2 separate regions of the Homo sapiens genome follow, and region 2 is linked to region 1. A link is a contact called in ENCODE Hi-C or POLR2A ChIA-PET data. All regions are on one chromosome and are shown on one strand. The core of a region is the stretch at or near the end of the contact, and the rest is flanking DNA. Distances in the headings are between cores, read along the strand shown.

What was found. Hi-C counts contacts between places; a loop is a spot of excess contacts on that map. ChIA-PET counts read pairs that join two places held with the same protein, here RNA polymerase II (POLR2A). Pooled maps may share reads with other maps.
Region 2: a loop to region 1 is called in a pooled map of gastrocnemius medialis, with 2.9 times the contacts of the local background. The contact joins two enhancer-like sites. A Hi-C loop is called at or near these places in 2 of 168 maps with a recorded cell type or tissue (gastrocnemius medialis and psoas muscle) and 2 of 50 pooled maps. POLR2A ChIA-PET finds 5 or more read pairs at or near these places in 3 of 52 experiments (MCF 10A, Panc1 and activated T-cell).

Annotation. Positions count from the first base shown.
Region 1 is chr6:134,399,477-134,402,756 of GRCh38, reverse strand. No RefSeq gene overlaps it. Among named protein-coding and RNA genes, the nearest start is that of LINC01010, 37 kb to the left of the region's middle. Within about 2 kb of position 1,681, at least 2 of the 41 ENCODE cell types and tissues checked have a DNase peak (open chromatin) inside an H3K27ac peak, as active enhancers do.
Region 2 is chr6:134,457,451-134,460,730 of GRCh38, reverse strand. All of the region lies in intron 2 of CT69 (cancer/testis associated transcript 69), which reads left to right. All of the region lies in intron 1 of LINC01010 (long intergenic non-protein coding RNA 1010), which reads right to left. Among named protein-coding and RNA genes, the nearest start is that of CT69, 20 kb to the left of the region's middle. Within about 2 kb of position 1,455, at least 2 of the 41 ENCODE cell types and tissues checked have a DNase peak (open chromatin) inside an H3K27ac peak, as active enhancers do.

The DNA of each region.
Region 1 (3,280 bases), core at 432-2,931:
GGAACAGCTGGTTCCTCATTTTTATCAGGGGAAGAAGGAGAAGATAGGTACAAATGCAGGCAATTGGTGGATTTGGAGGTAAAGTGTTTCTTGATTGATGGTTGAAACACCTTTCAGACTGCTTTCTCTCTGGAGTATAAGACATGATTCATTGCTGAGAGTGGGTGGTGGGTATGTGGGAGTGTGTGTGGTTCCTTAGAAGAAAGAGAAAAAGACAGGTAGCTGCAGAGAATGAGAACAAGTTTTCTAGAGAAGCTGAGCGAGTTTGCAGGGCAGTGCTGAGGGCATGATTGGGAGTGATCACCATGAATGTGTGGTGATTCCAATTCAGCTCATTGTGGAATTTGCTCAGTAGGTTCCTGCCCTCAGTGAGGTCGTGGCAAAGCAGGAGTGAGACTCACTCATGGGTCAGATTTTGCCAGGAAGAGAGAGAGCAAGGGCTTGAAGGTTTTTACAAGAGAAATAAATTCAGTTCTCTCAAGTATACGAGAACTTACAGAGAAAAGATTATCATCATGGCTAAGAATGATAGGAAGTGTTCTTTCCCATTCTCACTTCTTTCACTACTCCATTCCCTGCCCAGACCCATCACAAATATTCCTTCATTTCAGGTAAATTTTAATGACTTTTTTTTATTTTCTATTTTTTGTGATGGAGTTTCACTCTTATTGTGCAGGCTGGAGTGCAATGGCGCAATCTCAGCTCACTGCAACCTCCGCCTCCAGGGTTCAAGTGATTCTCCTGCCTCAGCCTCCTGAGTAGCTGAGATTACAGATGCCCACCACCATGCCTGGCTAATTTTTGTACTTTAGTAGGGATGGGGGTTTTCACCATGTTGGCCAAGCTGGTCTTGAACTCCTGACCCCAGGTGATCCACCCACCTAGGCCTCCCAAAGAGTTGGGATTACAGGCGTGAGCCCCCGTGCCCAGCCTAACCTTTAAAAAATGTACTTATCGGCTGGACATGGTGGCTCACGCCTGTAATCCCAACACTTGGGGAGGCCGAGGTGGGCAGATCACCTGAGGTCATGAGTTCGAGACCAGCCTCGCCAACACAGTGAAACACTGTCTCTACTAAAAATACAAAAAATTAGCCGGATGTGCTGGTGCATGCCTGTAATCCCAGCTACATCGGAGGCTGAGGCAGGAGAAGTGAGCCGAGGTTGTGCCACTGCACTCAAGCCTGGGTGACAGAGTGAGACTCCATCTCAAAAAAAGAAAAAAAAAGAAAAAAGAAAAGAAAAGAAGAAAAAGTACTTATCGTGAAAAGACAATGTATATAAAAGCTAATATAATTTGACAACAAAAACATGAAGCATGCTCAGCCTCGTTAGCAAAGAAATCAAAATGTATTTTCTAAAATACAACTAGTTTGCTTGTTTCTTATAAAGGAGATGTGTTGTTTTTACCTGCCCAGGCTTCCTTTTACTCTTTTTGTAACTGAATGATATAGGACAGAAACAAAAGAAAGTCAAACTGAGTAAGGGTTATTCATCCCTCCACTCCCTGATTGTGGGTCATCTCCAATTCCTTAAAGAGAAACTGTCACTAGAACACTGTGTCACTTTGAATATCTGTGTACCCTCTTCTGATTTGCCACAGCAAGACAAGCAAGTAGAATAAAAGAACACGGATGTTAGGGACAAACAGATCAGGTTTCAAAACCAGTTCTCCCATTTACAAGTTTGTGATCTTGGGCAAGATGTTTAACCTTTCTTAACCAGTTGCTGCATTTGGTGAGACAGCTATATGACCACCTGCCTCCTTGACAGCAGAGTGCGGATTAAACACAGTAATATGTAAAATCTGTTTTATCCAATAAGCCCTTGTTACATGGTGAATATTCTGATATTACTGTTATTTTTTTCTAAATTAAGCATCAAAATATTCTTTTAAAACTAAGTTGGGTATTAAAAGGACAGGAAAAGCACAATCACTCGTTTTCATGAGAATTGTTAGGCTAATTTCCTAGTTAGTCATGATAGAGTAAAAAGCAATAATTGGGGTCAGATCAGAATTGGATAACTGCCCCCAAGTGGACCAGTGGCATTTAGGCTTAGTGACCCCATCCTCTAAAAGTAAAGAAAACACAGCTTCCTCCTCTAAAGCAGGTGCTTAAATGCCTTATGGGCTTATGAAGCCCTGGGATAGAAAAAAAGAGTTTGAAAGAGAGAGATTAATCTTCCTAGCCCATCACTTTCATCGGTCTCTTCCAAGACTTTGGGAGAAACCCTGGCAATGTGTTCACATGGTTATATGCTTTATAAAAGTTGCAGTAATAATATACTTTTGCTATAGTTTGTTAAAACTCTTACATCTAATCCAGGTAGAAATTTCCTATATCAGAGTTCCGTAGTTCAGTGAAGCTGGAGCAGCTACATATGTTTTTGAGATGCGGCTGAAGGGAAGTTTAGTTGAGGACACATTTATTTGGTTTTACTGGTATATGTTTCTATAGTTCATGATCACTTCCACGTGGTTAATGCCAGTTGTCCTAGTGTAGGAGTGGCTCCTAGGCAGGCTCTGACTATCCACTGGGCCCACCCAGCCAGCACTGAGACATGAAAGTGCTGGGCCAGAGGCTGCCTCACTGCGAATGTTCCTAGTAGTGCTTGGCACCACAAGGTTACCAACCACGGAGGACACACAAGGTTTGAGACATATGGAGCCAGGGCTAGTCCATGGAAAATTTCTCCCGATTATCAGATGTTTAAAATTTTAGGCGGGGCACAGTGGCTCACAGTGTCCTGCATGAGCTGACTGTAGGGACTACTGACTATCACGCTCGTAATCCCAACACTTTGGGAGACCGAGCCAGGCAGATCATTTGAGCCCAGGAGTTTGAGACCAGGTGGTGCAACAAGGTGAGGCCCTGTCTCTACAGAAAAATACAAAAATTAGCCAGGTCTAGTGGTGCCTGCCTTATAGGCCCTGCTACTCAGGAGGTTGAGGTGAGAAGATTGCTTGAGCCTGGGAAGTTGAGGCTGCAGTGAGCTATTATCACACCACTGCACTCCAGCCTGGACAACAGAGAGAAACCCTAGCTCAAAGAAAAAAAAAAAAAAAAAGATTAAGCGGAAGATCCCGTTCTCATGATGTCTAGTCTAATTGGAAATTCTCTCTTCTTAGGAACATACTTGATAATGACATATATTTAATAACTGAAACATATTTCTTTGCTTTTCTTATTTATTTATTTCTGAGATGGGGTTTCACTCTGTTACCTAGGCTGGAGTGCAGTGGCATGATCTCAGCTCACTGCTCCCTCAACTTCCTGGGC
Region 2 (3,280 bases), core at 206-2,705, 58 kb before region 1:
CTGGCATATTTGTAAAATAAATAAAATAATAAATACTGAGAAGTTTAGACATTATGATGGACCACAGAAAATAGTTGGTTTGGGCAGGTGATTCCATAATGTGCCCCTTAAATTGTACCATGGACATCTCTGACTAAGCTTAAGAAAGCCTTCAGTCAGACCTTAGTAAATCTTAAACTTTTCTTTTTTATTAAAATGAAGAACATTGATAAAATCAGTCATTTCCTTCAAGGCTTCTGACTGATTTCCATTAAGGTTGCTGCCTCTACAATATTTCTTTGAGTGACTGGTAATGACCTCCTTATAAACTCTCAGACAATAGAGAATGCTGTATGCATCCATATTCATTTATTCATTCATTTAATTATGCAACAAATATTTTTTGAGTAGTTACTATGAACTAGGCAACATTCTAGACCCTAAGGGTATAGCAGGAATCAGATAGTCCCTGCCTTCATGAAGCTTATATTCTAACAGGGAGAGAGACAGACAATTGGGAAATAAGCAAATTGATATATATTTTGAAGGATAAGAAATGCTATGGATACTGTCACATTGGAGATTGAAAAAAAAAAAGAAAATTTAAAAAAAGAAATGACGTGGAAAAAAACAGAGCAGAGTAAGAGAGCTGCGTGTGGTGACCTGGGGAGATTTAGGGAAAGGCATTTGAAGAAATAAGGCAGTTAGGTACTGCAGAAATGGTGGAGAGTGTGTGTCTTGGAGGGAGGAAGCTCCGGGCACAGGAGATCCAACAAGAAGGCCCTGAGATGGTGGCATGCTGGGGGTGTTCTGAGACTAGCAAAGGGGCAGTGTGTGGGAGCTGCCTGGGAGAAGGTTGTAAACCTGGGGCCAGTGTGTGTGGAGAGCAGTGAGTGCAGAAGGAAGCGGGTGCTTGATAAATTAGAGACAAATAACAAGGGAGCAGCCCTTTTAGGGTCTTGGAGGCCACAGTGGAATTCTTTAATCAGAGTGAGGAGGGTTCTAAGAAAAGGAGCAGCATAATCTGATTTACTTTTTGAAAGATCACTCTAGTACCTGGGTAACAATAGGCTATGGGGGTGACAGCCTCTGGAGAAAGACAAGGCTGGGCACAGTGGCTTATACCTGTAATTCCAACATATTGGGAGGCTGAGGCAGGAGAATTAATTGAGGCCAAGAGTTCAAGACTAGCCTGGGCAACATAGTGAGACCCCATCTCTATTAAAAAGTTTTAAAAATGAGCCGGGTGTGGTGACATGTGCCTGTATTTACTTGGGAAGCTGAGATGGGAAGGATCCCTGAGCCCAGGAGGTCAAGGCTGCAATGAGCCATGATCTCGGCATTGCACTACAGCCTGGGCAACAGAGCAAGACCCTGTCTCTAAAAATAATTAATGCTGCTATTGAGAGAAATGGAGAGAAAGAGGGAAGTCACGGATGGATCCAAGCAACTGGCTTAGGACATAGTTACCATGCACTGAAATGAGGAAATGGGAGGAGTGTGGGGGTTGAGGAAATTGGGGTTTGGGGCACACAGTTATAAAGAGCCAAACTCATTCAACGTTTTTAAGCAGCAAAGGAATGGAGCAGCATTCAGAACTGTTGCAAGAAAGCCAGAGAGCCAGCCTTGGAGGCCATGCACCCAGGAGCACAGCCCAGAAGTCTCCATGGCCGCTTCCCCTGACACTGCACGGCCACTGGGCAGAGGCAGCCAAAGTCTAGGCTGACACTGGAAAACAAACACCAGAACCACCGCCCCTGCTGCCAGAAGCTCCAGTTGTCACTGTCACCTCCCAAGTAAAAAATATAAATAAAGGACTCTGTATGGTTTCTACTTTTCAGTTCCCTCTTCTGATATGGAGTACCTGATGGGCAGAGCCTGGTGTGGGGCTGCAGAGGAGCCTGGCTCACCAGGCCTCTGCTTTCCACTGCCAGGGTTTGAGAGCAGAGCCCCAAACAGTTATTCAAAATGGCTTTGCAAACATGGTAACCTTCACAGATATTCTTGCAATCACGGTTTTTGCCTGTTACTACTCAGTGAACAATTCAATGTTTTTTAAAAAAAGAATTTGATTTTTTTCCCCTCTATATCCATCTCTAGACTGACCAGGTTTCTTGTAGACTAGGTGCGCAGTCTTTCGCCAGACTGCGTAAAGGCCTGAAGCAGGGTAATAAAACTGACTTCCCTGTTTGAGAAATAGTTCTGGGAGAAAATGTGAAGATACTTGAAATCTGTAGATAAATTCAAGAAAAAAATTAATGATAGTCTTTAAGCATAGGAGGGAATATACAGCAAGTAAATGATAAATGGATAACTAACACTGCTTAGGTCGATATGAAAAAAATTGGAAATTTGGAAAATCCTGGTCTAGTGTTCCTTAAGAATAATCATCACTAGATTAATTAGAAAATATTAATAAGGAATTATTAACTATTTGTTGCTACATTTATTGAGGGGTTAGCAGTTGCAATGAACTGAAGGTTTTTGTCCCTCCAAAATTTATATATTGAAATCGTAATCCCCAAGGTGATTAGGCAACAGGGCGTTTGGGAGGTGATTAGGACGTGAGGGCAGAGCCCACAGGAATGGGACTAGTGCTCTTGCAAAAAAGGCCTAGAGAAACCCCTGGCACCTCCTGCCGGTAAGAAAGTGCTGTCTGTGAGGAAGTGAGCCCTCATCAGACACTGAATCTGCCATCACCTTGATCTTGGACTTCTCAGTCTCCAGAACTGTGAGAAATAAATCTCTATTGTCTACAAGCCGCCCAGTTTGGGTTTTTTGTTATAGCAGAATGGACTAAAACACCAGTGCTAAATAATGCTGTGTTCAATGCTGATTTTCAACATCTCATTTGATTCTCACAATAACCCCAACAGGCAGGACTAGGCTCAGAGAATGTAACTACTTTGTCTTGCTAGTAAATGGTGGGGGTCCAATGTCCTAAGCTCTTGGCTTCAAAACTATATGCCCCAAGTTAATCTCTAGCGAGATATAATGTCTAGTAAGGAGGAAAGGAGAGGACCTGGGTGATCCACAAACTTAACAATCTGCCCTGAGTAATCTCATTAAATGTGTATTTTAACTTTGTTTTTAAAGTGTCATTAACGTGTTCTGCTAAATCTTCACTGCTGGGAATTCATCCTTATTTACCTACAAAAACACACATATAGGTACAAAGCTACATTTTCCAGTTTTCGTTGTGAGAAGAAAAAACCTGGAACTCTAACATCATCATTTAGGAATTTTTATCAAGTTTCATGAATTATGAAATATCTATATGATAGAATACCATGCATCTTTT